Regions from separate parts of the Homo sapiens genome. Here region 1 is linked to region 2. The links are chromatin loops, found by intact Hi-C in ENCODE. Cell type or tissue: dorsolateral prefrontal cortex. All regions are shown on one strand. Each heading gives the region's core, and the rest is flanking DNA. Links, peaks and the distances in the headings are about the cores only.

Evidence for each region. A loop is a pair of places that touch in the nucleus more often than their neighbours do. Peaks named below come from ENCODE experiments on the same cell type or tissue, not always from the same donor. Only the 100,000 strongest peaks of a DNase experiment are listed, where the experiment ranks them.
Region 1: a loop joins it to region 2, with 2.8 times the contacts of the local background. A loop is called at or near these places in 2 of 110 quality-filtered maps.

What each region holds. Positions count from the first base shown.
Region 1 is chr5:124,430,479-124,446,654 of GRCh38, forward strand. It overlaps LINC01170 (long intergenic non-protein coding RNA 1170), which reads right to left and starts at 8,042. Exons shown (of 6, transcript NR_125774.1): 1 at 7,917-8,042; 2 at 7,219-7,398; 3 at 5,680-5,817. RefSeq lists an enhancer at 11,819-12,325. In dorsolateral prefrontal cortex, for the core only: no CTCF peak of the experiment used is centred there; DNase peaks (open chromatin) are centred at 8,133 and 8,733; H3K4me3 peaks cover 2,429 bases; H3K27ac peaks cover 3,949 bases.
Region 2 is chr5:124,563,182-124,579,212 of GRCh38, forward strand. No RefSeq gene overlaps it. Among named protein-coding and RNA genes, the nearest start is that of LINC01170, 130 kb to the left of the region's middle. In dorsolateral prefrontal cortex, for the core only: no CTCF peak of the experiment used is centred there; DNase peaks (open chromatin) are centred at 10,572 and 11,700; H3K4me3 peaks cover 1,656 bases; H3K27ac peaks cover 5,950 bases.

The sequences.
Region 1 (16,176 bases), core at 5,133-13,132, 140 kb before region 2:
GCATGCACCTGTGGTCCCAGCTACTTAGGAAACTGAAGTAGGAGGATCACCTGAGCCCACGAAGTCAAGGCTGCAGTGAGCCAAGATTGTGCCACTGCACTCTAGCCTGGGCAATGAGAGTGAGACCCTGCCAAAAAGAAAAAAAGAGAGAGAGAGAGAAAGAAGGAGAGAGAGAAAAGAAAAAAGGAAATATATCAAATAAACAACCTAACATTGCACCTTAAGGAATTAGAAAATCAAGAACAAACTAAATTCAAAATTAGTAAAGGGAAAGAAATAATATCGATGAGAGCAGACATAAACAAAATGGAGACTTTAAAAATACAAAAAATCAACTGAGTTAGTTTTTGGAAATGATAAACAAAATTGGCAAACTTTTAGCTACAATAACTAATAGAGAAAGAGAGCCCCTATAAATAAAATCATAAATGAAAAAGATATTACAACTAATACCACAGAAATAGAAAGGATCATAAGAGACTACTATGAACAACTAGACACCAACAAATTGGAAAGCCTAGAAGAAATGGATAAATTCTTGGATACATACAGCCTACCAAAGTTGAATCACGAATAAAGAGAACACATGAACAGACCAATAATGACTAACAAGATTGAATCAGTAATAAAAAGTATCCCATCAAAGCACAAGAATGGATGATTTCCCTGCTGAATTCTATCAGACATTTAAAGAATTTATCACTTTTTTTTTTCAAATTGTTCCAGAAAATTTAAGAGGAATTCTTCCAAACTCATTTTACAAGGCCAGCATTATCCTGATGCCAAAATCAGACAAGGGCATGCCATAAAAAGAAAAACTACAGGCCAGTATCCCTGATGAACACAGATGCAGAATCCTTAACAAAATACTAGCCAATTACACATTAAAAAGATCACTGTGATCAAGTGGAATTAATTCCAGGGATGCAAAAAAAAGTCCAACACATGCAAATCAATACATGTGACATGTCACATTAACAGAATCAAAGACAAAAACCGTATGTTCATTTTAGTAGATGCTAAAAAGGCATTTGATAAAATTCACCATGTCTCCATGATAAGAATTTTGAATATGTTAGGTATAAATAAAATATACCCCAACACAGTAAAGACCAGATATGTCAAAATCACATCTAACACCATACTGAATGGGGAAAAGTTGAATGCTTTTTCTCTAAGATCTAAAACAAGATGAGGATATCCACTTTCACAGCTTTTATTCAGCATAGTATTGCAAGACCTAGCCAGAGCAATTAGGCAAGAGAAGAAAATAAAGGACATCCAAATTGGAAAAAAGGAAGCCAAATTGTTCTATGTTTGTAGATGAAATGATCTTAAATGCAGAATATCCTAAAGACTCCACCAAAATAACTGTTAGGATCAATAAATAAATTTAGTAAAGTTGCAGAATACAAAATCAATATACAATAATCAGTAGCATTTCTATACACCAATAGCAAATTACCTGAAAAATAAATCAAGAAAGCAATCCCATTTACAATACTTACAAAAAATAAAATACCTAGAAATACATTTAACTCAGAAGGTAAAAGATTGTTACAGTGAAAACTATAAAACATTGATGAATGCTTTATTAATGAAAAGATATCCTATGTTCATGGGTTGGAAGAACTAATATTGTTTAAGATGTCCACACTATCCAAAGCAACTTGCAGATTCAATGCAATCTCTATCAAAATACCAATAACTTCTTCACAGAAATAGAAAAAACAATCTTAAAATGCATACAGAATCACAAAAGACTCCCAACTAGCCAATGCAATCCTGAGCAAAAAGAACAAAGCTGGAGGTATCACACTTTCTTACTTCAAAATATACTACACTACAAAGCCATATAGTAACCCAAACTGCATGATACTGGCATAAAAACAGACACATAGACCAAAAGGAGCAGAACAGAGAGCCCAGAAACAAATCCACGTATTTTCTGCCAACTCATTTTCAACAAAGATGCCAAGAACGCACATTAGAGAAAGCAAAGTCTCTTCAATAAATGGTGCTGGGAAAACTGGATATCCACATGGAGAAGAATGATGCTGGAACCCTATCTCTCACAACTGACAAAAATAAACTCAAAATAGATTAAAAACTTAAATGTTAAGACCCAAAACAATAAAACCACTAAAAGAAAACATAAGAGAAATGCTTCATGACATTGGTCTGGAGAAAGATTTTTTGGATAAAACCTCAAAAGCACGAACAACAAAAGCAAAAATAGACAAATGGAATTACACCAACCAAAAAACCTCTAAACAACAACAAACAAAACAATGTGAAGAGACAACCTACAAAATGGAGACTGGGAGAAAATATTTGCAAATTATGCGTCTGACAAGGGGTTAATATTGAGTATAAAAAGAACTCAACTCAGTAGAAAAAAAATTAACAATTTGATTTTTTGTTAATGGGCAAAAGACCTGAATAGACATTTCCCCAAAGAAGACATACAAATGGCCAACAGGTATATGAAAAAATGTTTGACATAATTAATCATCAGGGAAATGCAAGTGAAAACCATAATGAAATATCTCCTCACCACCATTAGAACAGCTATAAACAAAAAGACAAAAAAATAACAAATGTTGGCATGGATGTGGAGAAAGGGGAATACTGATATACTGTTGATGGGAACATGAATTAGTACAGGCATTAGGGAAAACAGTATTGCGGTTTCTCAAAATATTGAAAATTGAGCTACCATATCACCCATCAATCCCACTGCAGAGTATATATACAAAGGAATTGAAATCGATATGCCAAAGAGATAGCTGCACTCCATGTTTATTGCAGCAATATTCACAATAGCCAAGATATGAAAACAACCTAAGTGTTCATCAATGGATAAATGGATAAAGAAAATGAGGTATATGTGTTACATACCACATATATAGTATATATGTGGTATACTTGTTATATACCATATATACAGTATATATCCTAAACCTATATACCATATATAGTATATACCATATATATAACACATATACCACTATTTATACTATATATAGTATGTAACACATATACTATATTTCTTATATATAGTATTATATTATATATATAGTGTGTATATATATATATATAGTGTGTGTGCATATATATATATATATATATATACATATAATTCAATGGAATACTAAATCAGGCATAAAAAAAGAATAAAACCTTGATATTTTCTGGTAAAATGGATGAATCTGGAGGACATTATGCTAAGAAAAATGAGCCAGACACAAAAAGACAAACACCACATGATCTCATTCATATGTGGAGTCTAAAGAAGTTGATCTCACAGAAGTAGAGTGTAGAATAGTGACTATGAGAGGCTAAGGAGGGTAGGTAGGAGTAGGGATAGGGAGGTTGGTTAACAGGTACAAAGTTACAGTTAGGAGAAGTAAGTCCTACTATTCTATTGCAGAGTAGGGTGTTACAGTTAACAATATTGAATATTTCAAGATAACTAGAAGAGAGAATTTTAAAAGTTCTCACCACAAAGAAATGATAAATGCATGAAATGATGGATATGCTAAATATCCTGATTTGATAATTACACAATCTACACATGTATCAAAACCTCACACTTTACCCCAAAATGCATACAACTATGTGTTAATTTTAAATATTTTTAAATTTAAAACTAAAAAAATAGAAAAGAGTCCCATTTACAATAGCATCAAAAAGAATAAAGTACTTAGGAATAAATTTAACCAAGGAGGAGAAAGATCTGTAAACTAAAATCATAAAGCATTAACAAAAGAATTTGAAGAAGATAAAAATAAATGGAAAGATACCCTGTGCTCACTGATTGGGATAATTAATATTACTAAAATGTCCATGCTACCTAAAATGCTTTACAGATTCAATGTAACCTCTGTCAAAATTCCCATGGTGTTTTTCACAGAAATAGAAAAGAAATCCTAAAATATGTGTGAAATCACTAAAGACCCTGAATAAACAAAGCCATCTTGAATTAGAAGAACTAAGGTAGTAGCATCACATTTTCTGATATCAAATTATATTACAAAGCAATAATAATCAAAACAGTATGGTACTGGCATTAAAAACAGACAAGTAGACCAATGGAACAGAATAGAGAGCCCAGAAAAAAGCCCACATGTATACTACAGTCAACTAATTTTTGATAAAGGCATCAAGAATATACAATAGGGAAAGGATGATCTCTTCAATAAATGGCATTGGGAAAACTGGATATGCATATGCAAAAGAATAAAATTGGAATCTTACTTTATACCATACACAGAGGTTAACTCAAAATGAATTGAAGACCTATACACAAGATCTGAAACTACAAAACTAGAAGAAAACATATAGAAAACTATAAAAATAGAAGAAAACTTTTGTTCCTTGAAATTTTTCTTGGCAATTTTTTTTTACTTATCACTCAAAGCACAGGCAACAAAAGCAAAAACAAACACGTATAACTATATCAAATTAAAAATTTCTGCGCAGCAAAAGGAACAATCAACAAAATGAAAAGGCATCCTATGGAATGTGAGAAAATATGTGAACACTGTATGTCCAATGAAAGGTTAATATCAAAAATATATAAGAAACTCTTACAACTCAATACCATACAAATGAACAAACAAACCAACAAAATAACCCAAGTGAAAAATGGGTAAAAGGGCTGCATAGAAAATTTTCCAAAGAAGATATACAAATGACCAACAGGTACATGAAGAGATGCCCAACATCACTAATCATCAAGGAAATGCAAATCAAAACCACAGTGAGATATTGCCTCACACCTGTTAGGTTGGCTATTATCAAAAAGTCAAAGATAATGAGGGTTGGGAAAGATGTGAAGAAAAGGGAACACTTATCTACTGTTGGTGAGACTATAAATTGGTACAGCCCTATGAAAATAGTATGGAGTTTCCTCAAAAAATTAAAAATAGAACTACCATACGATCTAGCAATCCCTCTTCTGGGTATATATCCAAAGGAAATAAAATCACTATCTCAAAAAGATAGCTCTACTCCCACATTCCCCCTTGCAGCAATATTCATAATAACCAAAATAAGGAAATAATCTAAGTGTCCTACAACACACTGATAAGGTTTGACTGTGTGTCCCCACCCAAATCTCATCTCGAATTGTAATCCCCGTAATCTCCACCTCAAAGGAGGGACCTGGTGGAAGGTGACTGGATCGTGGGGGTGGTTTTCCCCATGCCGTTCTCATGATAGTGAGTGAGTTCTCATGAGAGCTGATGGTTTTATAAGTGTTTGACAGTTCCTCCTTCACACTTGCACACACTCCCTCCTGCAGCCTTGTGAAGAAGTTGCCTGTTTCCCCTTCAATTTCTGCCATGATTATAAGTTTTCTGAGGCCTCCTAGTCATGCTTCCCATTAAGCCAGTGGAACTGTGAGTCAATTAAACCTCTTTCCTTTATAATTCCTAGTCTCAGGTAGTATTCTTTATATCAGTGTGAGAATGGACGAATACACACAATTGAATATTATTATTGAGCCTTAAAAATGAAGGCTATCTGGCCGGACATGGTGGCTCATGACTATAATTCCAGCACTTTGGGAGGCCAAGGTAGTCAGATCCCTTGAGCCTGAGAACTCAAGACCAGCCTGGACAACATAGCAAAACCCTGTCTCTACAAAAAAAAAAAAAAAAGCAAGAAAATTACCTGCGTGCAGTGGCATGTGCCTGTAGTCCCAGCTACCACGGAGGCTGAGGCGGGAGGACTACTTCAGCCCAGGAGGTCAAGGATGCAGTGACCTGTGATCCCACCACTGCCCTCCAACCTGAGTGACAATGTGAGATCCTATCTTAAAAAAAAAAAAGGAGAAAGAAATCGAAATCTTGCCATTTGCAATAACATGGATGAAGTTAGAGGACATTACGCTAAATGAAATAAGCCAGATAAATAAACATAAATACTGCATAGTCTCATGTACATGTGGAATCTTTAAAAAAAAGTCAAATACATAGAAACAGAGAGTAAAATGGTGATGACCAGGGGCTGAGTCATGGAAAAAAAAGGGGAAATATTATTCAAAGGGTACAAACTTTCTTTTTTTTTTTTTTTAAAGAGCCAAGGTCTTGCTGTGTCACCCAGGCTGGAGTGCAGTGGGGTAATCATAGTTCACTTCAGCCTTGAACTCCTGGGGTCAAGAGATCTTCCTACCTCAGCCTCCTGAGTAGCTGAGACTACTGGTGCACACCACCATACCTGGATAGTTTTTTTAATTTTTGTAAGGATGGGATGTCATTGTTACCCACGCTGGTCTCAAACTCCTGGTCTCAAGTGACCCTCCCACCTCAGCCTCCCAAAGTGCCGGGATTACAGGCATGAGCCACCACACTCAGCCAAACTTTAAGTTCTCAAATAAATAAGTTCAGGTTTAATGTCCAGCTTGGTGACCATAATTAGTAATAATGTATTGTGTACTTGAAATTTGCTAAGAGAGTAGATCTTAAGTGTTCTCACCAGGGAAACAGAGGTAACCACGTGAGGTGATGGATGTTAGCTTGATTGTGGTAATAATTTCACAGTATATATCAAAATATCATGTTGTAAAAAATATATACAATTTTTATGTGTTAATCATACCTCAATAAAGGGTGCGGGGGAGGATATTGCCTCCAAATCAGGGTCTATTCACACATTTCCCCTGAGGAGATTCCCTCCAGCCTGGCCAGCTCACTGTTCAGCCCCGGGTGCTGCCCCTGAGGATGCAGCTTCTGGGGATGGCTGAGGATGGCTGGCTACACTGGAGGCAGGAGGCTGATGGTTCAGTGATGTCTTTGATCCCTACATCTATATTACTGCATTGTTCCACTCACTGGAATAAGAACTTTGATTCCTATTTAAACCAGGGCTTTAGAGGATATTTAAAAGAAATAATGGGAATTCCCAACATGGAAACATTACTTTTTACTGAAAGCACAGTTCACAGACAGGGGGATAAAAGGAAGTTAGATCTGATTCCTGAGTGTCCTACCTATTTACATTTTGGAATCCAGTAATGTAAGTACATTTATGCTTGTGTTTAAAATATGAGCATAGAAACAACACCTAGAAAACACATGTATTTAAATCTAAGTTGAAGATAAGATGGAATTTATTGGAGGGCAACAGCAGTGACCAAAAAAAAAAAAGCAAGAGACCAATTCAACACATTAGACCTGGTCAAATAACTACCTCACGCGCAGCTACAATTACCTGAACGCCAACAACAAAATGCTGTGACGATTCAGTCTTCATCATAATTACTCATCTTCTATAGACGATACAGTCTTAAAGCATAGGAAAGAATGTATGTACAAAGAAGCACGGAAAATGACACGGTGTAGAAGATGATGACTACTCCAGTGAATGCCATAGGTGGAGCCAATTTTCTAACTGGAGTAAAATGAACTAAATTCAGAATCAAATTGAAATGTAGAGGAATATTTATTTTTCTCACCTTAATGCTTTCCTTTAAGCAGGTTTAGTTTTCATTCATTTCACTGATCTAAGGTTAATAAATTCATTATTTCAGCACCCTATGAAGAAGAAACACATCTTTTTTTTTAATTATTCTTCCTCAATAAAAGCATATCTGGAATCCTATTTTCTGAGTGAGCTGGCACACGGGGTGGGGGAGGGGAAAACTGGGAGTGTGTTGGGGAAAGCGAGGGCAGGAGGGATGACAAATCTGACCCTACCCGACAGTGCTGCCTGTCCTGTAGCATCCCAACCCTTACAGTGGTCACCCATGTGTAGTTAATCAGATTAAAAGCCTCTGAGAAACCCCTTTGAATCTCTGTCAAACAAAGACATGGAATAAACAAGAAAAAGCAGGAAGGTTATAATGCTGCACGTGGGTTAGTAATAGAAGCAAATGCAAACGCCCAGGTACCTCAGAGACTTACCCGTACCTGTCAGGGGTCTGAAAGATTTCCTGTGGCCCTGGCAGTCTGGATTTAAGGCAGGCTTAGGGGAATTAGTAAACAAAACACAGCTGAGGGTCTTTTGCCATAAACTGAACAACCAAGGAAATGAAAGTAAGGCCACGGCAAAGTTGTCTCAGCGGTGTCACTGGCTGCCATGGGGCAGCCCTGCGGTGGAAGGGCCTGACCGGCCCGGGCCAGGGTGACATCTCGGGATGTGATCTGAGCCGTCCTTGTGTGCAGATCCATGTGTTTGGAGAACAGGGTCTGTCTGTTATGTGAACACAGAGGGCATTGAGCCCAAAGCCTCATATACATTAAAAATATAATGAGAGAGATTTTTATCTTCCATGAATATTTAATTCTTCTGAAAGCCAACCATCTGCATATCACAATGCCCCGATGCATGTGTGTGATTTTCTCTGTTGTCTTTCAAAATAAAGCAGACCATTTCACTCTTCCTGTGATGCCTTGAAAGTTGCTTAAATGTGCATTGATCACTTTGATCTAATGAGTGTGTGTATTTTAAAACAAAGTCAGCACTGTTGCTCTAATCTATTTGTGTGAAGGAAACAGAACAATGGGGGGAAACCAGGTCGGGTTTCATCGTTTTCCTGGTGGCCTGTATCACAATTCACTGCCGTTTTGAATGCTGTTTAATTTTTGCTGATGTCTTTTTATCTTAGGCTTCATGTGAATTTAAAAAGAGTTTCATTGATATGCAACCTACTGTGTATTATGATATCCTGCCTGCCCTGTTGCACTGTGGAAGCCTGCAGCTGCCTGAAGCCTAATTATGCATGCATGCATGCCAAGCCCAGATGCTCGGCCAAGAGTGCCTCAACCGACTACAGTTTCTCACTTGTTTTTGTTTGAATTATAATTGGGCAGATCTATATTTCTCAACCCATCTTGTAGCTTCAGCATGCTCCTCTTTGCCTCTGTTGCTACCTCTGCTTGAGTCAGCTTCTTCATGAAGGAGTCCCTTGCCAATCTGAAGTGCCTCTGAGATCTGAGAAGGGTCATTCATGGGTTTGACAAATCCTTTTACCTACACCGCATTTTAAAAGGTACAAAAATGACCCTAGCCCCAATCAGATTTCCTCCAGATGGTTGGTAGCTTAAAAAAAAAAAAAAAAGAATAGTTAACTAGAAGCTGGCATCTGGGTAGAAACAAAGAAGGCTTAGAGCCAGGCATCTACAATGGAGAGGAATATCAGAACTAAAGCTTTACACCTGCTGAAGGAAGGTAATGGAGACTAGCAAAAACAGATTTGTTAAGCATGTGCATTCACTATTCAGAGAGCCTTTTGTGAACTGTTTTCCAGGCTACCTACGGGACCTCAGTCTTCAAGAATAACAAAGCCTCATCTGAGAGTGTGAAACTGGGTATGGCATCGCACTAAATGTGGTGTTACTCTGAGTCACCCTTCATCTGGAGATGTACACATAGAGTAACCCTCTCATATAGGATGGCAGCTGCTAGTTATAGTACTTATTTCTTTTTTTTACAACTTTAAAAAATTTCTTGAGATGTGATTTCACTATGCTGCCCAGGCTGGCCTCAAACTCCTGGCCTCGGGAGCTCCCAAGTAACTGGAACTACAGGCACACACCACCATGCCAGGCCATACGGTATTTATTTCTGAGGTACTATCAGAGACACTGTATTGTTTTTTAAATGGAGCATCAAATTAAGCACACAGATTAATTTCATTGAAAATCGTGGGATATTTTTTGATCCTGAAGCTTAAAAAAAAGTGGTGAAATTATATTGAAGCTTCAAGAGTAAGCAGGAATTTATAATAAGATAATTCTCCATGACAATCTTAAGACATAAAATCATTGGGTGAGCATTTGTCATTCAATTAGACTACTTCTGTTTGAAGAGTAATTCTTAACAACTAACATTTTCATCCAACATGCTGGTAAAGAAACAATTTTTCTGACATTTGTTAAAATGGCTAGGTAGACTTTATTCAGGGCTATTGTGATAAAAGTAGATACTGCTGCAATACAGTTTTGTAGTAGGGGAGAGAGATTGGGCTCAACATTGAATATAAGGAAAAGTGAAGATTTATAGTGAGGTGGGACACTGAATGGAAAATTGCTAAGAAGAAATATCATGGGAAGAGGGGATTCTGCCTAAAATGATTCTGGCTAATCTGACCTAACAAGATTCTTGCTGATAGCAGGCCAAAGTGGTCAGACGTCAGCTGGCAGATGGTGGACAATGAGGAATTTGATCAGATAGTGTGTGTCATCCATTACCAAGGGGAGAGGTTCTCTCTAAACTAACTTTTCAAGATTCTTGCTAAAACCGGATTCTACAAGGCTAGAGACAGAAGCCTACGGTCAGGTCCGGTCTAGCAAAGGCATCAGTATAACCTGACTAGAGATTGGTCAAGGAGAAAATCTTTGTCAACACCTTACTACTCATGTTATAGTGCCATTATAATTACTTGAAGTTGATACTATTACTATTTCCATTTTACAGATAAGAACATTGAGACCTTGACACTTTCCCAAAACCAATCGCTTCTATGTTGGCAGAAATGAGATTTGAACGCACATTGTCTCAGTCCAAAATTCATGTGCCTAGCAGCGATTATATTTTGCCTACCTAAGAGGAACATTTGACTCAAATACTGTTTTCAGCACACAAACTCTGTTTCTCAGATGTAAATAATACTGACATTTATCTAGTGCCTACTCAGTGCCAAACACTGAGTGCTTTACAACTCCTGTATGAGGTAAATGTATGCATTAGCCAATTTTCTAAATGAGCTCTCCACTCTTAACCATTCTGCTAATAGTTTCCAACTTTAGCTAAAACATAGATGGCTGAGCTCTCTCCCTAGTGTTTTGGATTCAGTAGGTCTGGGTTCAAGCCCAAGAACTTGCTTTGTAATACATGATGTTGATCCTGCTGGTCTGGGGACCATACTTTAGAACCACTACTCTATGCTGTACTAATATTACCAATATATAATTGGTATAATTAATTATCCCAGGTCCTTCACCTGCATGCTATACATTTCTAATCCTATTAAGGGAGAGGAAAATTGAGTTCCAAAAAGTCAAGTAAATGGTGTGGCATCACACTGATGGTAGGCAGGAGAGCCAGGACCCAAATACAGAGCTGACTTCCAATACCCAAGCTCTTCCCAAGACCACCCGGGGTTCCAGGCTGGGTGGTCTTCCAAACTGACTAGTCATAGAGTAAACCCAGGATGTGTCTTACACTAAATGGTAACATAATACAGTGCACATTAATAATTAATATAATTCCCTGGAATATGAGGAGGAGTGTCATTGTCTTAATAAATTGCTTGGAAAACAAAATGTTTTGGGCATGTTGGCAATGTGTGAAATAACTAGTGCTGGGGCTTAGAAAAATGATACCTCAAAGCCTGGCACTTGGACATGCTGAGTACTTTCAACTAAAGAAGCAACCTCAGCACCAAGGTGACCTCCTGCCTTCCTGTCTATTGCCCCTCTGCTCCTCCAGAAGCACAGGGAAGGGTTTCCTTTGAAATTCTCCTATCTGACTAACAATGTTCCTCCAGAAGGAATGCAGTTGTCTTGGACCTCCTCCCTATAATCTCATCAAACCGGGAAGATTAACTAGAAGGAAAGAAGACTAGAATTGACATCACACCCAGAGCCCAGAGGAACTTTGTCCCAGATTATTGTCTTTTCTTCAGGTCCATTCATCCACCTAAAAATCCTTTACTCTTTCTCTAAAATTGCCTACATCTCTGTGTTAGTCTGTTTTCATGCTGCCGATAAAGACATACCCAAGATTGGGTAATTTATAAAGAAAAAGAGGTTTAATGGAATCACAGTTCCATGTAGCTAGGGGAAGCCTCACAATCATGGTGAAAGGTGAAAGGCACATCTTACATGAAGATGAAAGAGAACGAGAGCCAAGAGAAAGGAGAACCGCCTTATAAAACCATCAGATCTCATGAGACTTATCCACTACCAAGAGAACAGTAGGGGGGAAACTGCCCGCATCATCCAATTATCTCCCACTGGTTCCCTCCCACAACACATGGGAATTATGGGAGCTACAATTCAAGATGAGATTTGGGTGGGAACACAGCCAAACCATATCAATCTCCTGTTTCCCTGTCCCTCATGAAGAGGGCATTCAAGCTTCAGTCATCTTGCCCTTCATACTTTGTGTGACTCCTGTGCCCTTGCACGTTAACAAATTTGTATGCCTTTTCTCATGCTAATCTATCTATTGTCTGTTTATTTTATAGACTCAAATTCTTGAAGCTTTAGGGTTCAGAACGAAAGTTCCCTTCACCTGGGCACTAGATTCAGGCAAGGAGATAATTTTCATGACCAAAGATGCTTGTCAGTACTGTATTAAATTTTTCTTTAAGTTGAGACATTAGAAATATATTTTACTCCACGAATGAAATGTGACACAGAGCAAAAGAGAAACAGATAGGGATTAATAGGATATGGATATTTATAGGTATTTAGACCTGTGAGTTTAATTTTCTTTCTTCTATTTTTAGAGACAGGGTCTCACGCTGTCACGCAGGCTGGGGTGCAGTGTGTGGCACTATCATAGCTCACTGCTGCCTCAAACTCCTGGGCTCAAGTGATCCTCTGGCCTCAGTCTCCCAAATAGTTGGGACTACAGGCACAAGCCCCCACACCCAGATTTTGACTTGTAAGTTTAATTTTCTAAATTGGATAGATCTAATATTTAGAAGTAGTGGCTAAGAGGTCACATGCTTGTTCATTTCTCAACACTGAGTTAGCAACAAATCTGAATTCTTAATATTACTTCCCTCAAAGATGAGCCTGTGCCCTATAGGTCAAAGAGCACCAGAAAATGCATTTTCACTGAAGAGGAAAAAAGGCTAAACTGCCTGAGAAAGATTTTTATCTATCAAGTTAGCTAACATTCTTCCTTTTTTCCAAATTGGAAATTAAATATATTCATAAGCATCAATTTTTATTTGCCTCAACTGTGTCAGTGTAACATGAATGCTAACTCATGATCTACTAATGTTTGAAGCAATTATATCAAATGACATTTTTTAAATTGCAATTTAATGCAACTTTACAGAGAAGAATAACCAAATAAACATTAATATTGTAATGGAGAGAGTTTGGGTTCAGCATCAGAAAATCTCTGTGTTGAAATTCTCAGTTTGTCTCTTCCTCCTAGTGTTTTCTTGGATAGATACTCAACCTCTTTGAAGGTCAGTATCTTCATGTGTAAAACGGTGATACTAATGCTGATTGCCTACACTTGTTATGAGAACATTTGTGAAAGTCCTGGGAAATAACACTCACTAAATGATTGTTGCCCTTCCCCATTTCCAAAAAAATTGACTTCTGAAATATTTATTAATGCCTTTTTTAGCTGTAACCTATGTTTTTATGTTAGATTGTTTTACTTTTGCTTAGCACTTCTTCACTTACATATTTCCCTCTATTATTATTTGCCTTTTTAGTAGTCATCTAATATACAAATGATTAGTCATCTAATATACATCTAATATACAATTCAATTACATTGAAACATTTACATTTTCCCCAATTTTTTCCTGTAGTGAAGAATGCCCACTGGCTGTTTTTGAACAGCTTATTTTTCTCATGTCTTTGGACCACTTCCTTGACCAGGAAGTAGTGGAAGTACAATATCAGATCCAAGGGTGGGTATGGGAGGGGGAAATAAACTTTCAAAGACAAATATAAAATATTTAGAAGAAAATTAGAATTTCTGGACAGGTATGGCATTGAGAGTGATGTTTGGTTTTGCAAATGCATGATCCATTGCTCCAAATCTACCTCTGTCCTTCTCCAAGGAGGTTCTTACCGAGTAGTCTTATGCTTGGCTCATATCAAATGCTGTTCTTTTGGGAGGCAAATGGTCCTGCAGACCAGTGGAAAGGAAGTCAGTCAGAGTTAACCAGGTCAGAAACCAGCCTGAGTGAAAGATCCCACTCAGAAAGATCCAGTCACCATTCTATTCATTCTAAAGTACTTTGACTCCACTTTATCCCAGGCTGCCAGAGACTGTCTATTAATAGAGGTGTGGAACAGAACCTAGACTAAATATAAAGTGCTGGGCTCCCCAGTGGTATGTCAGCTCACTGTTGGATGCCCTTGAAATGCTGAAGGTCTACTTTTGTCAAAACCAAAGTTGCTGCTCTCATAATGAATATCTGCTAGCGGAAGTCTGAGGTTAAGAAGGATGGGAGGGTAAGGGTGCACCTGTGAGCAACTAGGGTGCCTAACACCCCTGTGATGAAACAAGCCGAGAGGGAGTAACAGCTATGGCTTGCTCATTTTGGTAATAATGTGTCATGAGCTTCTCTCTGCTGCGAATCCAATGCAAATAACAGTAAATATTTGTTGGGTGTTTTACTATGTTCTATTACTGTTCTAGAAGCTAGAGATACCACCATGAACAAAACACCAGGATACATACCTTCATGAATCTTAGATTCTGTTGAACTTTTGGTGAGTTTTGAAGGAACAAAAGAAAAACATTTTCAATTCATCAAAAAAGAAAACATTAAATGTTTGATATTTTTCTTTTCTAAATGTTAGACCTTATTTGCCTCATAAATCATGTTCTCCCAACTCTCGTTTGACACACATCACCCATCCTATTTCAACCACTTCAGAATGCTGGCCATTACACTTTTGTATACCCCAAATTAACCAGAATGTATTTTATTTAAATGGCTATAAATTTTCTTCAATCTGAGATCCCTTAGGTCCCCCTCTGTACCTATATATCACTATATGTGATGAAAGATGGAGGTGTCATGAGTTCCCAGTCAGTGGTAAGATGTAGCCTTAAAAGGAGAGTGTGACTTCATTTCTCTAGTGATGGAAGGGAAAAAGCTGTCTTTATACATTTAGGTAGACAGTAGAGGGGCCCCAGGGCTGCTACATTCTCTACCCGATACTCTTTCATTCATTCTTATCTTTTTGCCATAATTAATGGCTGCCAACAATAAATTTGCTTTAATAATCCTACCACGAAAAGCTTTTTATCTTCCATCAGTTTCAGAGATTTTAAAATACTGCGAAGAGCAGTAGGTAGGTGCCCTCCTTCTGTTTTCACAGTGTCTGTTTATGGCATCTAAGATAATCATTTTATTGCTTAATGTAGTTCATAACAGTCCCAAAATGCAACCATTCAGCACTTGTATTTTGAGAGAATGTATATTAGCAATAAAGAAACACACACACATGCGCACACACACACAGACACACACACTCCCCTTACAGACCCTCCCTCAAGATTGAATTTCCCCCATAGAATGAAAGGGAGATATTTGTGTGGACAACTAGCAGCTCCCTGCCCCTAACAACTCCACATTTGGAAGACTGAGCTTCATCTTTGCTTCAAAAGACTGCGATTTATTGCCATATCCATATCAGAGACCAATAAAAAAGCACCAGGGAGGGTGATTCTTGTGCTCCTCAAATATAAACAAATTTCTTTTCTACTAAGGATGAACACAAAGCTTTATAGCCACTAGATAAAGCACATTAACTATGACCCTTTCTCTGGGCCATGTTTAAGAATAGAAGAAAGAACAAGAGATTATATACACAACATATGTATTATACATATATATATAATTAATATTAGCCACCACACAGTAAGGTTAATTGTTGCTTCTCTGAACACTTAATATGTTAGCAGTTGATAAATCCCACCCTGAATAGAAGTGGCTTGTATTTAGGTCACACAAAGTCATTGCCGTTTTTTAATTTAAACTGTGCACTAGATTAAAACACAAGAGTGTTTCAGGAGGACAATTCAGAAGCAGCAGCAATAGGCTGTCTTTGGCGTAAAAAGTTTCCACAGCACACCCTAGGGACATGTTAATCAAAGCTTTTTAATGGATTCAGTCTGATCTGTGACAGGCTTTGTTCCAGAGATGGCGTTTGCTGGATAGAGCTGCAAGTTATCAATAAGACACAGTAATTGCGGGGAGTGATTGAGCTGCGTTTCTGGGGCTTCATACCATCCAGCTCTTTTTTTATTATCAGTCGAAGCAGAGATGTCTTGCAGTCAGAGTCAAAGGATGACTTATTTCTTTCTTTCATCTCCCAAAATATAATGATGGTAAATTAAGCAACGAGAAAAACTGACAATTTTTGTAAAAAACAACAACAACAACAAAAACCCTCATACTACCTTCTCCTGTTTCTCCTCCTTGTCAAGTCTTTGTCTTAGACTTTCAAGTCT
Region 2 (16,031 bases), core at 7,981-15,980:
AGAGAACCATATGGATGAGAAAGATTCCCCACTGATACCTGATACATGTCTAGACTCCCTGAAGCAACTTAATGTACATCTTGAGATTCAAGCCGGGAGAGGTTTTAATATTTATCTTTCTTAATTATAAAGGTGATACATTTTCATCATGAAAAACAGAGAAATTGAAAATGACTGTAAAACACCATTTCATATTCATCAGACAGGCAAAAATTGAAAAGCCCAATAATATCAAATATTATTCAGGATGAAGAGAAATAGAAACTCTTTAACATTGCCGGAAAGAGTAGATTTTTAGAACAACCACTTTGGCAAGACCTAGTAAAATTTAAAAATGTATGTACTCTTTTCTTTTTTTTTTTTTTCTTTCTTTTTTGTCTTGAGACAGAGTTTCACTCTTGTTGCCCGTTGCTGGATGCAGTGGCACAATCTCAGGTCACAGCAACCTCCGCCTCTCAGGTTCAAGAGACTCTCCTGCCTCAGCCTCCTAAATAGCTCGGATTACAGGCATTCGCCACCACGCCAGGCTAATTTTGTATTTTTAGTAGAGATGGGATTTCACCATATTGGTCAGGATGGTCTTGAACTCTTGACCTTATGTGTTCCACCCGCCTCGGCCTCCCAAAGTGCTGAGATTACAGGCATGAGCCACCAAGCCTGGCCATGTGTACTCTTTAACCCAGAAATTCCACCACTAGGTATCCACCTTTGAGAAACTCACCATTTACACAACAAACCATGTACAAAGATGTTTGTTATAGCACTTTTTATAATAATAAAAAAGTGAAACCAATCTATATATTCCTCAAGGGGGATAGACATAAACTGTAGAATAATATATAACAGCCAAAATTAGTGAACTGCATCTACAGATATCAACATGAATGATTATGAAAAACAACTTGTTATATTTTTTGAAAAGCAAATTACAAAAGGATATGTACAGTATAATATTTAGTTATAATATTAACTCATACTACATATAGTTTAGGATACATACATATGTGTTAAAAATTACAAGACGTATTTCAGAATGATGCACAGTGTATGGGTTAATTTAGGTTACCATTGACAAGAAATTTAGTGATAGTGGCATAAATACATTAGAATTAGATTTGTCAAATAGAAGTCTACATAAGTTGCTTTAGTTGAGATGGCAACTCTGCAGGCATGAAGAAAACGAATTTTTCTGTCTCGTAGCGCCACCGTCCATAGCCCATAGCTTCTACGTAGTGGTCCAAGAGAGCTCCTACCATGATAGCCCCACTCTAGCCAGTATGAAGGAGGAAGAGGAAAGAGAAGGGGCCCTTCCTTCTTTAGCGAATCCTCCAGGATGTTGTACATATAACTTCTACTTTAATTCCACTTCCACTGGCCGGAATTCACTCAAATGGCAATATCTGGGAGATGCAATGTTTATTCTAGGCAAACATGTACCTAAAGAAAAAGCAGTGATTACTTCTACAAAGCGGGTGGGAGAATAGGAGAGAGGAGTGACACTAAAGTTGTTACCTGTAATGTCAAATTTCTTGTATGTTTTAAAGAGAGATCGGAAGCAAATATGGCCTATTATTAGCATCTGTTTAATCTTTGTGATGGGTGCATAAGTATCATTTCTGTGATTGCCAATCTTGTCTATTTCTTTGAAATTTTCATAATTTAAAAGAATTTTTTTTTTCTTTGAGACAGTCTCACTCTGTCACCCAGGCTGGAATGCAGTGGCACGATCTGGGCTCACTGCAACATCTGCCTCCCGGGTTCAAGCAATTCTCCTGCCTCAGCCTCCCAAGTAGCTCGGACTACAGTTGTGCACCACCATACCTGGCTAATTTTTGTATTTTTAATAGAGACAGGTTTCACCATGTTGGCCAGGCTGGTCTTGAACTCCTAACTTTGTAATCCACCTGCCTTGGCCTCCCAAGGTGCTGGGATTACAGGCGTGAGCCACCATGCCCAGCCTAAAAGAAAATTTTTTAAATGCATGGAAAATATAGGAAAATAGCTATGTAGAAAAACCATTGACCTTCATTCCCCCATACACATTACACATACATACACCTGAAAATAGCAGTTAACATTCTGGCAGCCAGGTCTTTGATCTTTCTCCTATACATATTTTTACACAATTGTGTTTTTAATATTTATATATTTTTGTAACCTACTTTTTAGTTTATTGCATAAGTGTTTTTCATAGCTTTTAAATTTAAAAAATATATATTTAATGGCTATCAGGTAATCTATCATAAGGATGTATCATAATTTAATTAACCTCTTATTGTTGAACATGATGATTTTATAAATGTTAAATAAACTTTATATTATGGATTTCCAATGTACATATTTCATCTTCTATCACTTTGTCTCCAGATACTATTAATTTCAAGATAGGAATAATTATTGGTGTTTCCCATTCATTTAGTTACAATTCATCTCAGAAGCGATTTTTGTTTTGCTAAGAGATTTTCACTGGTCTTTTGTCCAAATTTCTTAGAATCAGTTAAAATCCCCTGAAACCAGAAGTTATCCTCACATATTTTCCTGACTCTCCTGGAACTTCTATTGATTTTATGTGAGCCCACAAATATGACAGAGAAGCATATCAGGGAGCTCTGGCCCTTGGGAATAGTTAAGAGCCCACGGTACTCTGTGTTCCCATCTCTGCAAGGCCTGAGCAATATCTTGGTACAATTGATGAATGTGACCAAGGTGCTCATTTTTTTTCCAAATGCTAAGTTCAATTCACTCTCACTTGTGCTCTCATTCTCTTTCTCATGCATTTTTAGTAGCCTTCCATTTAGACAATGCATAAAAGATACCTTCCGAAGCCCTTTTAATGGATCACACTTGTCATGCATGCATCCAAATGTACTTTAGAACTCTGTCTAGATACTATTGTGTGCCACAATTTAGTGATGCATTTTTAATCTAATTCAAAAATATATTGGCCAGGCATAGTGGCACATGCCTGTAGTCCCAGCTACTTAAGGAGGCTGAGACAGGAGGATGGCTTGAGCTCAGGAGTTTGAGGCTGTAGTGCACTGTGATTACACCTATGAATGGCCACTGCACTCCTACCTGGACAATATAGTGAAAGCCAGTGTCTTAAAAAATATAAAATAATGCACATATATATATATATATATATATAATTACTACAAAGTCTGAAACAACCTACACAAAGAAAAGCTTTCCAAGAAATTCCAAATTGATTCATTCATTCATTCGACAAATGTTTATCAACCATTCAGTGGGCTCCACTTCTGGCACTACAGAAATGCACAGACTAAACGTGGGAAGTGGATATGTAAGTAAACAATTAAGACAATTTGACAGAGGGCAGTGGCTTATCCCTGTAATCCCAGCACTTTGGGAGGCCAAGGCGGGCGGATCACTTGAGGTCAGGAGTTTGAGACTAGCCTGGCCAACATGGTGAAACCCCGTCTCTACTAAAAATACAAAAATTAGCCAGGTGTGGTTGTGCGCACCTGTAATTCCAGCTACTCAGGAGGCTGATGCAGGAGAATCGCTTGAACCCAAGAGGAGGAGGTTGCAGTGAGCCAAGATCGTGCCACTACACTGCAGCCTGGGCGACAGTGAGACTCCATCTCAAAAAAAAAAGACCATGTGACACCTGAGTAGAGTAAGAGCAAGTAGTTTGGGAGTATCAGTTTGAATATGTTCATGTGAGTGTCTTTGTAAAACAAGACCTGGCCATTTTCTTTGATTCTTTGATACATACTTATTAATCAAGTCTACTAAGAGAAACATGCAGACTCACAGGTTCTGCCCAGAAATTCCATGGGAGCCAGGAAACCTTCTCTGAGTAATGTGATATCCCAGACCTTTCTGGTCTTATCTCTACTATGCCCCCAGCACAGTGGTTTGTAGAGGGATTTTACAATAAAAAGCACATCGAACAAATTGGATAAACTCAGATCATGCCTGCATTTGTACTTACTCTACTCAGGTGTCACATTGTTTTAATTGTTTTGTTTGTTTGTTTGTTTTTGAGATGGGGTCTTGCTCTGCTGCCCAGGCTGGAGTGCAGTGGCAACCTCCGCCTCCCGGGTTCAAGTGATTCTCCTGCCTCAGCCTCCAGAGTAGCTGGAACTACAGGTGCGTGCCACCATTCTTGGCTAATTTTTGTAGTTTTAGTAGAAATGGGGTTTCACCATGTTGGCCCAGCTGGTCTCGAACTCCTGACCTTGTGATCGGACCACCTTGGCCCCCCAAAGTGCTGGGATTACAGGCATGAGCCAACGAGTCTGGCCCATTTTAATTGTCTACTTAAATATCCACCTCCCACAGTTAGTGAAATCAGATCATGCTTGAATTATCTTTAGCCAGGTTTTCTAAAATGGACATGGTAGATAAAACCTACAGTAAAGACTCAATAAATATTTGTTGAGTGAAAGAAAGAATAAATCAATTTGTGTGTTTCTAGTTCCCCCTTAGCAGAGCACTGACCACATAGTTTTCAATCAATTGTCAATTGATTTCCTTTTATGGTACAAAATTATGAATGTATCAACAAAAATTTTTAAAGTAGGTGTTCTTTTTCTAATGATTTGGCTTGATAATTTTAATATATATTCAATTAGATAGAGAATGTTCAGCAGCACCTTTTCAGAATTGGTAGTCACATCAACTTCCCATTTTGAATAATAGATGTAAAACATTGTCAAAAAAAAAAATCTGCAGTCCAGTCCAAGGTTCCCAGGAGGCTGACCCATGACAGGACCCACCCACTGATGCCCAGTGTACTTGAAGAATGCAAAATGGTCCTTGAATGTGTTATCTGATGGTCATTTTTCTTAGACACAAGGTGCAGCACATTACAAGATACCCAGAGGATAAGATAATGTTCCCAAACTGCATCCCTACAAAAATCTACAACCATTCTCAGAAAGGTAGACATTCTTCTTTTCCTCTCCTGAAGGGCTCAGTTTTCTTCCTTCAAAAGTCATAGTTGAGGTCCTCACCCCCAGTACCTCAAAATGTAGCTGTATTTGCAGATAATAAGGTCTTCAAAGAGGTAATTAAGTTAAAATAGGATCGCTAATTTAGGCCCTAACCCAGTATGACCATTGCCCTTATAAGAAAAGGAAATCTGGACACAGACTTGTGCATGCACAAATGGTGACATATAAAGATCCAGGGAGAAGACGGCCATCTACAGCCACGAAGAGAAGCCTCACCAAAAACTAGCCCTGTCAACACCTCGATATCAGGCTTCTCAGCCTCCAGAACTATGACAAAAAAAATTTCTGTTGCTGAAGCCATCCAGTCTATGGTACCTTGTTATGGTAGCTCTAGCAAACCAGTAGATCTCCAGTGGGAACTCTCCATGTGACCCTCCTGCAACCTGCCTCATTGTCCGTGTTACAATGATGAGCTACTCGAGACCTGCCAAAGGAGTTTATAAATGGCCTAGCAGGGATCTGAAAATTAACATCTCTGCCTCAACCAGCTTAATTGCCTCCTCCTTCTGCAGACGATCACTGGACAGCAGCCCCTTCCTCTGCCTGGCCCTGATTATCTATCAGACAGTTACTGTTTTTCAGTCATAGCATTCAGTTGCAATCTATAATTATCTTGCTTTTTGCCTAACAAGAATGTAAGCTCCATGAGTTCAGAGTCCTGTCTAACTCCTCATGTCTGTATCCCGAATGCCTAGCACAATGTCCCCCAGAGAGTCACAGATACTTTTGAATGAGTCTATTATTTTTGTATTTTGAATCTCCTAGGTAAGCACAAGCTCTTTTTTAAATAGAGCACAAGCTGTATTTTAATGCAAAAATAGAATATTTTTTCTTCGTTTTCAATTCATGAAGCCTTTGGAATACGCAGTTGAGAGATCTAGACTTGACTTCTTTTTAAAAAAGCAAAAATGAAACCAGATATCCCTGGCTCCATGTGCACTAGCCTGCCTGACAGCAACAGTTCACAGTATTTTAAATGATGGAGGTTGGGCAAGGGAGGGGTTCAGGATGGGAGACCCATCCGAAGAGTGATGAAGAGTGATATTGCATTCAGAGGAGTGTTAAAAATGAAGCATGTGTTATAAATAATAAAATACACCCAACTGTGCATATTAAGTTGTAATTCAATCCCTGGCTCCTTCTGACATTGATAAACCACTCATAGCTTCCCTTTCATGGTTCCAATGCCATGAGTGACTAACTTCTCTTAGTGGAACTTCTACCTCCTTATTATTAGATGGAATCAGTTCTACATTATTCTGCATGTGTGAGAAAGAGGCAGTGAGAGCCACGCCACATCAACTGGACAACCAAGATTCTGCTTAAAACTACATTTAGCCAGTTATGAAGAGGTGAAAACGTACTATGTAAACGAGTCACAAGGCAGCAGTTGGAGCAAGAAAAGTTTCTGGATTTTAGGTTACTTTTATCAGTTCAGTCAAATGTAAAAGAGAAGTGAAGGCCGGGCATGGTGGCTCACACTTGTAATGCCAGCACTTTGGGAGGCCGAGGCCAGCAGATCACCTGAGGTCGGGAGTTCGAGACCAGCCTGACCAACATGGAGAAACCCTGTCTCTACTAAAAATACAAAATTAGCCAGGCATGGTAGCACATGCCTATAATCCCAGCTACTTGAGAGACTGAGGAAGGAGAATTGCTTGAACCTGGGAGGCAGAGGTTGCGGTGAGCCGAGATCACGCCATTGCACTCCAGCCTGGGCAATGAGAGCGAAACTCCATCTCAAAAAAAAAAAAAAAAAAAGAAGTGAGGAGCAGAAGATGTATACATCAAGTATGCAGGTCCTGTCACTACAATTTCCTCTATTCAGTATTGACTTAAACATTTATTCTGAAAAAGAAACTGTGTTTTCCAGGTAGATAGAGGACGCCTGGACCACGGTGGAGGCAGTGCTGCTCTGGGTGTCCAGGCAAGCCCACTGGGCTGCTCTGAATTCCATGGGAATGGGAATGCCTTACAATCTTCAGCATAAAATGGCCCTAACAGCAGAAATATCTGCTACTGGTTCTCCCCATCTGACCAAGTAAATTCACTGGAATTATCTTCTGAAAATCAATCTTGCTGCCACTAGCTCCACTGTCACTCAGGGCTTTTCAGCCACGGGAGAAGCCCAGGGTGAGCTCTATGCCTGGGATCTGAGCTTGGGCAGGGGTTTCACCAGGCACTTGGAGAATAAACATGAGCTCACTCTTCCACCTATTCACCAATTCCTATAAAGCTCCAAGGTCTCCCCTTCCTTCCAGGTATCTGGTTTATTCCCTTGGGAGCAATAGGACATCTGCTGAAGCTACCAAGTGTGGTGGCTGGTTCTGCCCCAAAGCACTTAGCTAAATCAGGGGAAGGGAGTCTCAGCAGCTAAAAATAGCAATAGAACATTGATTTTTTTTCCTCATCCCCTTCTCCCCTTCCCACCAGTCACTTTCACTTCAGAATGTTTTCTGCTGACATCAAGATAGGGGACAATGTAAAAGAAGAGGGTCAGCAGGCAAGGAAGAGAGACAGAAGAAGAAAGAAAGAGGCAAACAGACACAATCTGGGACAAAAAATCCTAGACAGGTCAGAGCACGTTCCCCAGCACGTGGGCCAGCTGGGGGCCGTCAGTCCCTCGACACACGCAGATGGTCTTGCAGAAGCGTCACACAGCTCAAGCCAGCCAGAGCATCCTGAAATTGACACGCTGGATGGTCAAGGGCAGCCTGTGACCTTCATGCCGCAGCAGCAGGAAATCAGGCTCACACTTGGATTTTGGAGTGTGCTACTCTTCAATGAACTTTCGTCAGAAAAAGTATCTGGAAGTGCACACAAAACAGCTATTAACTAGAGTTTATCTCTGAGGGATGGGGTGGGAGGTGTAGGAAGGGATTTGGACTTTTGACTTTACATCTTCTTATAAAAATCAATAGAGTTATAAGTGGTTTTTACTTCTTTTGTGATTTCAAAGTTTTTCATAAGAAATGGTTTGCTAATACAATTTTTTAAATTTATTTTTATTTTTAATTTTGAGACAGACTCTCCCCTCTGCCACCCAGGCTGGAGTGCAGTGATATGATCTCGCTCACTGCAGCCTCCATCTCCTTGGTTCAAGAGATTCTCATGCCTTAGCCACCCGAGTAGCTGGGATTACAGGTGTGCACCACCACACTCGTGTAATTTTCGTATTTTTGGTAGAGACGAGATTTCGCCATGTTGGCCAGTTGGGTTCGAACTGCTGACCTCAAGTGATCTGCCTGCCTCAGCCTCCTGAAGTGCTGGGATTACAGGTGTGAGCCACCACACCCAGCCACTAGTACAATTCTAAAATAAATAAATAAATATTTTAAAAAATGATTTCACAGGCTTGATCACATTTAATATTCTCCACAGACCTATGAGGTGAGCAAGGTGGATGTAGCTCAGGATTCAGTCCCCCAGCCTTGGGTTTGAGCCCTCTTTTCAAATCTACCAGATATGGAAACTGAGGGAGGAATTTGAACTGGTACCACAGATGTGATAATAGTACCCACTATCTCAGCTTCCTAGGAGAATTCTATTAATAATTTTTTTTTTTTTTTGAGACGGAGTCTCACTCTGTCCCAGGCTAGAGTGCAGTGGCTCAATCTCAGCTCACTGCAACCTCTGCCTCCTGGGTTCAAGCAATTCTCCTGCCTCAGCCTTCCAAGTAGCTGGGATTACAGGCACGCACCACCACACCCTGCTAATTTTTGTATTTTTAGTAGAGACAGGGTTTCACCATGTTGGCCAGGCTGGTCTCGAACTCCTGACTTTGTGATCCGCCAGTTTTGGCCTCCCAAAGTTCTGGGATTACAGGAGTGAGCCACCATGCCCGGCCTTAGATACAACACATTAACCCTTTTAAAAATGCTTGGCACTTGAGAAGCACTCAGTAATTAGAAGTCATCATCATTGTTCTTGCTATTATCCTAGTTAGTAGCATTATTATTATTATGAGAGAATTTTAAGAGCTAAGTCCAGAGCAACACAGCTAGCAGTGGCTAAGCAAAAACCAGAACCAAATTCATTTTATGGCCACCACATGGCAGGGGTTAAGCAGGACTGTTCGTACTACCCCCACCTCGAGTTTCAGACTGGAACAGGACAGCCGGAGCCCTCTCCAGAATCAGCCTCAGAGAGAAAGCCTCGTGAGAGCCATAGTAATATGGGCATGGGTCAGCTCAGCCCCAAATTCTTCCTGATCCAAATCACAGGTGTTTTGGAACAAATAATGCTATCAAAACAGCTTTTGGGGGGAAAAAATGTCTGTGCCTAATGGGCAAAGCCCAAGAGAAAGGTTTGAAGGAAAATTAGTATTTATGTGGATAGACCTAAAATAACTATTTTTTTTAAGACTTGATCTTGCTCTGTCACCCAGGCTAGAGTGCAGTGGTGTAATCACAGCTCGCTGTAGCCTCAATCTCCTAGGCTCAAGCAATCCTCCTGCCCCAGCCTCCCAGTAGCTAGCACTACAGGCACACACCACCAGGCCCAGCTACTGGCTAATTTTTAAAATCTTTTGTAGAAATGAGGCCTTGCTGTTTTGTCAGGCTGGTCTTGAATTCCTGGCCTCAAGTGATCCTCCTGTCTTGGCCTTCCACAGTACTGGTATTACAGGTATGAGCCATTGGCCAGCCTTAAATTAACTTTTCACTAAAGATTTTATTTTTATTTTTGTTGCTCATAAAGAGAAAGAGCAACAAAAAAGTAGTTTGACTATTCCTCAAGTCTTGTCACCAATTTAGTTTCAAAGCAATTCCAAAATTTACCAGTGTTTCATTGCACTTTAGGGTCCCTTTATTATTTTTATTCTAGACAGTGTGATTGATTGCTAATCTTAACATACATTCATTACATCGTTCAGATTGAGGTCTAAACTATGTTTCAGATCTTCTCCGTGTTTCTGTTAGGGCCTTGAACAGTCTGCAACGGAGATTCACGGTGATTCTGCCTGACATCAGGCAGGAGAACTAGGGCACAGCAGGGAGGCCAATGGCGGGGGGGAACCACTGCCCCTCAGGGGGAGTGTCCTCCACTTGGAGCAAACTCCTGGTGCTCTAGTTCATTGTGGTTAGTGATGACCCCTGATGTTTGTATGGTGTTGAATTGTTTACAAAGCACATCCTTGTACATTATTCCCCACCATCCTCTCCACAATCCAATAAAAAACAAACATTATTAGCTCCATTTTTCAGCTCAAGAAACTGGACACTCAGCAAATTGAAGTGATTTTCTCGAAGCCATAAGACTAGTAAGGAAACACATGGCATGAACTCCACATTGGCACCCTATCCTCTACACTTCGAATGTTGTTTACACCTCTAATTCCTAAAAAAAAAAAAAAAAAAAAAAAAAAAAAAAAAAAAAAAAGTTTTCCATTTAACCTCTCCACGCTTCAGTTCCACCACCAACACACTCTCATGCCCCTATACAATCCCCTCTCCAAAACTATGAAAGCTCAGGTAACAACAGGCAACAGCAAAATCACCCGATGCTTGTTGGAGTCCTGACAACGTTGACAAAGTCCTTGGCAGGCCCTTCTATTTTCATGATCAATGGTACTACAGCCAGAAACAAGCCTCGCTGGCTGTGAGCTGATCTCTACTGTGAAAATGCACGCACGGTGTACACATTTGTTTATATTCTAAGCACTGAGGATGAAATAATTCTGCACCGTGTCCATTTTTGTGCTGTTAAGGCATACGGTTGCTTTGCAAGCAAAACAGTAGATCTTTCATTTGCCAGTGACATTCCACAAAGTGCTTATAATTCAGTGTTAGCTTATCAGCCGTCCAATCTCCCACTCCAGGGAATGTGTCAACCATCAAAAGGAGCAGAGGAGGTGTGCTGCATCTTAATGGCTTTCATTTCATCAGACTTACTTTCTTAAGGGCATTTAATCAATGAGGACAAGTAGTAGGCAGATTTTTAAATAAATGTGTCACTTTAGGTTAATCCACAGCACCGCTGAATATATTTGTTTATGCGACTCCCAAATATGTCCCTCTGTTGCTCAGCAGAATTGATAATCTGTAAATCAAAACATGTTACAAGTAGTTTTAAACTATCCCCCAAGGAACAGCTTTATTTGACCTGCCTGAATGGGAGATGTCCAGGAGTTTCAGGTACAAGGGTGTTGAATGTCAGAGCTGCTCAGAATGCCTGAGTGAAATGCCAGTTCCATTTACAACAAAGCTTTCTATTCATTCTTCCTTCCTTTCTTTCATTAGCCAGGTGAATGATGGGCTTAAAAAAATGTATTTGAAATGACAAAGAGCCTAGCAAAAAGATGGCAAGCTGGGAAACAAGGAGGACTGCAGGAATCTTAATTTATTCTTTGGGCTACTATTAAATGCAGAAGGAAATAAAATTGAAAGTAGACTGGAATGATACTGATGGGGCTCATATCACTTTGCCTTGATTATACCAAGACACTGGCTTCTGTTTGTTCTCTCCACTTTTTGCGTCCTTAATGTGCCCCAGACAAACAGAAGGGCTGTAATTGTGTAAACTCAGGTCCCCTGTCAAATAGAAATTTCTTTTGCCATCCGTTATCAGCTATCTGAACTGTCAAAATATGATTGTCACATCTGCTGGAAGTGTATTGGCCAGGTTGGGATGTGAATGTGGTGTTGTTATTTTAGATTGATTTTCTTAATGCTGGCCATAAGCGTGTCCGTGTGCAGGCTTGCGGATCCTTTCAGTCCTTTTAACAAAGCTTGAACTGTGTTGACATTTGTCCCCAGGCAGCAGTGTCCATTCAGAGTAGGACCTCTGCTGAGGCTTTTGTTGGAACCACTTAAATAATCTCTTTCTTCTTTCTTTTTTTTTTTAAACAGTGAGTGTTTACCAAATAAGATTGAGACTGTATGATCCTTTTGACACTGCAGCTAACAAAAGTTATTAATATTCTGTGGGCTTCAGAGCAAGAATCTATTTAATGGTTTCAAGAATCATTCAAATCCCAGGCACAGCCTTAACTACAGCTTTTTATAGATAGAAAAGGATATCCAGATCTGTATGTGTCTGTGACATTGCAGAGGACACTGGGGGTTGATGAAAGCTCACTGTATTATGTCTCTTTCCCCATTTCTTCACAGACAGCCGGGGAGAAGATGGCTTTCCTGGACTTGGGAAGAGTCATTAAACTGCCAGTGCTTGTGAGTGAATATCACAAGAAAAGATGATGCGCTTCATTTTATTTTATTTTACTGAAAATAGTGACATTTACATAATGATGTCTAATCTCTCTTTAGGCCTAGTAAAGACTCTGCAGATTTTCAGAATGTTGCCTCTGCTTCCTTAGGGTGCCAGGACCTCAGAGTTTCTAAGACATTCAGGGAGAGGACCCCAGCCCTAGGTGCACCTATAAACATACATAATAGCCAATTTACAAGAGAGTCAGTCAGAATGGATATTCATGTGCCAGCTTGTAGTACAATTCAACTTTCAATTCTGAGACAAATTAAATTCATTCTTGTGCATCCTAGTGGTAATGTACAATTAGCTTTCAGAAACTGTAATATATTTTCCTATCATATAGGAGTCTTTAGAAATTTCAAGGGTAACCTCTCCAGTCGCCTTAACAGTAATCTTAAGTGTGTATCTCCAAAGTTACATAAATCAAACCATTTGGTAAACCGTGTTGTAACCTTTTTAAACGTATCTCCCTGTTAGCTTTAACATCATTATATCCCATTGTGATGAAAATGGACTTTCGGTATCCAGCGATAATGAAAATAGCCACTTTATGCGGTTTCTGCATGCAATTATCCAGGCTTTTCTCAGACTCTAGAGAAATCTAAGCTAATTGCTTTGGGACTTTTCCTACATTTCCATAAATTCTTTGTTAATTTTTTATGAGAAACTGTTATTGCAGTCGCCCTTAAAGTTCCCATTGTATTCAATAATGTAAAGAAGTCATTATGGAAACAGCTATTTGCTAGTGTCCCTGCCAGAGCTGGACGCCTTCTCATCCCTCTGTATTCTCAGGTGAGGTGGGAGGTGTTTTTTGTTTTTTTTTTCTCACTCTTTTTTTTCTAATACAAATTTTTCTTCATCTGAGTTTACTCAAAGCCAATCTAAAAGCAGTTCTATGTGGTGCATGACCTTGTCATTATAGGACAAGAATTGAGTTTGCTTTATCTGACAGTTTGCTCTGGATTTGCTTTTATACCTACTCATCAACCCCAAAGACAAAGAACTCTGTTTTAAGTGATAGAGGAGCAACTGAATGAGCCATGTTTCCCCGGGAATGCTCTAAAATTACCTTAGATGTTACATTTGATTTATTGATTGCTTCAAACCCAGAATCACAATTCCTCTAGCTTCCAATAAGCACTACCAAAGAGCACCTCAAACACATTGCCAAGATTTTCAGAGATGTTTTTCAGCCTGATTTTCTCTTTTGAGCTCCTGTGGGTACAAGAGCACGCCGTCTGGAACCACCAAGGGAAGAAAATCTTCCCTCTCTTGCTCTTAGGCAAGGCTATATTAAACAGAGTCAGACCAGCCTGGTGCTTAAGACACTAAAAGCAAATACACAGAGAGGAAGAGAGATAAGCTTAGCTTTAATTAATTTATCTAGAATTAGCAATCAGAAAATATAAAAAGAAATCCTTCTAATTTCAAAATACTTGCAAAGCTTGTGTTTTACAGCTTGCACTTAAGTTTTATTTCAAATCACATGAGAGACAGATATCAATTCATCCATCTAAACTCAAGATTTGTGCAGGTTACTGTATGCATGCTACGCCTCGATAAAAATGACATGGAGAGAAGGCCAAAAATGTCACCTGAATTTGTCATTACTTTGGGCTTCTGAAGGCCTTCCTCTTTATGGGAAGGCAATGAGCATTGGGGAAGTTACTCTGCCACTTTCAGCCCACCTTGAGCTCTAGGTTGGAGGCTTTGGGTGACTGACTTCTAAGAAAAGTGCTTGCATTCCCTGCAGGTTATTGTCTCTTAAACATCACAGGAACTTGGCTATATTTAGGGCAAACCACACAGTGGTTACACTACACTCTTGGTTAGGGCACACAAGTGGTAAGTATAGCATAGACCTGCCCACATGTGCCTCAGAACTGACCGTTCAGAGTGTGAAAGCAACAAACTCTTCTTGACATGGGCTCTTTGTTATCCACGGGTAGTTTTGGCAGCCTGCATGTAAAAACTGCCCATTTGCAAACATGTTATACATCAGCAAATGACCAAGTGGATTTTCTCAAGTATCAAAACCCACTGGGAGCCATTCAAAGTGTATAAATCCATTCATGCTCTCTTAAGGAAAATAGAATACACAAATATTTTCACAAATGATACTTATTTATTTTAATGAATGATATTTGTTTAAAATGATTAAACCTGCTGCTTTCCAGTCGTAAAGGCAAAGTTCTTGGACCCCAATGTCTCCCAGAAGCCTTCCCAAAGAGTAACTGTTCATTTTGGTAAGCAGTTCAGTAAACCTGTGTTAAATTAAAATGGAAACTAAAAGAGTAATGTCATTTGGAAGACTCTTGGTCTGCTGTCAGCATTTCTGAACACTTCACTTGGTACTGGGAAATCCTAAATGGTTCCCAATCTTTGATGGAGATCATCAAGGCACTGCTGGTACTGAAGATGTTCTAGCTTCTCACAAGTGCACAGACATGGCTTCAACCACACTTCTCTGCAAATCACAACTTGAAATTCGGTCTCCTCTTATCTTCCAATTGGCACTAAGCATTCTTTCAACAGTCTCATAAGCCATTTCTATCAAGAAGGAATTATTGTCTTTAACTATGGAAACGTAAGTCAGCTGCATTACATAATAATAACAGCAGTTGGCCTGGCACAATGGTTCATGCCTGTAATCCCAGCATTTTGGGAGGCCGAGGCGGGCAGATCACTTGAGGTCAGTAGTTCGAGATCAGCCTGGCCAACATAGTGAAACACTGTCTCCACTAAAAATACAAAAATTAGCCAGGTACGGTGGCACATGCCTGTAATCTCAGCTACTCGGGAGGCTGAGGAAGGAGAATTGCTTGAACCCGGGAGGCAGAGGTTGCAGTGAGCCAAGATCGTGCCATTGCACTCCAGCCCGGGTGACAGAATGAGATTCCATCTAAAAAAAAAACAAAAAACAAAAACCAAAAAAAAAACAATAACAGCAGTTATGTTATTTAAGGACATTACCACATAGGAGCAAGGGTATGCTCTGAAGTCCCTAGACTCACCAATTCGTATTTGAAAATTCAAAATTGGATGAGGGTGGAAGTACTACCACTTGGATATAAGAAAAGCTGGTTATTGAACAAGAAGATTTTTTTCTTAACAATAAAATTCACATGGAGCAGTTACTGGCACATCAGCATTCCCTCATGTAATCCCCCTAACAATGTGATTTAGGAAGCATAATCCCCATTTTACAGGTGAAGAAACTGAAGGTCAGGGAGGTCACAGAAATTCCCCAAGATAACACAATAAGTAACACAGTCAGGACTTCAGCCTCCCCATCTCTAAAACTCATTTTTTTCCCACCGTGTCACATTCAAGGCTCAGCTCCTCCATGCCCTTTGACCTATAGCCTTGACCTATTGTAGGAGAATTGCCCACATGGTTGTTTGGACTCTCTCAGTATTCTACATGAACTTCTTCTGTGGTACCTATAATACTTCACTGCAGTTTTTGTTTATGTGTCTGATAGACCATGAGTTCCCTAAAGACAGGTGTCTTGTCTTGTACATCTTTGTATTCCTGGCACTTACCACAATATCTGGCACAGGCAGGAATTTATTGAAAGATAACACTGATGTCAAATAAACATATATAAAGACACTCAAGTGCTCACGTAAATAAATGCAAAGTAAAGCAACAATGAAATTTGAGGGTTTTTTTAGCTACCATACTGGCTACTATGTTAGAACATTTTCTAACATTTAGTGTTTTCCAGGATGAGAAAAAAACAAGGACTCTCCTACTTCGTTGTTTAGCATAAAAATTAATACAAGTTTGAATAAATTGTTGGCAATACCTAGCAAAATTTTAAATGTACGCACCTCT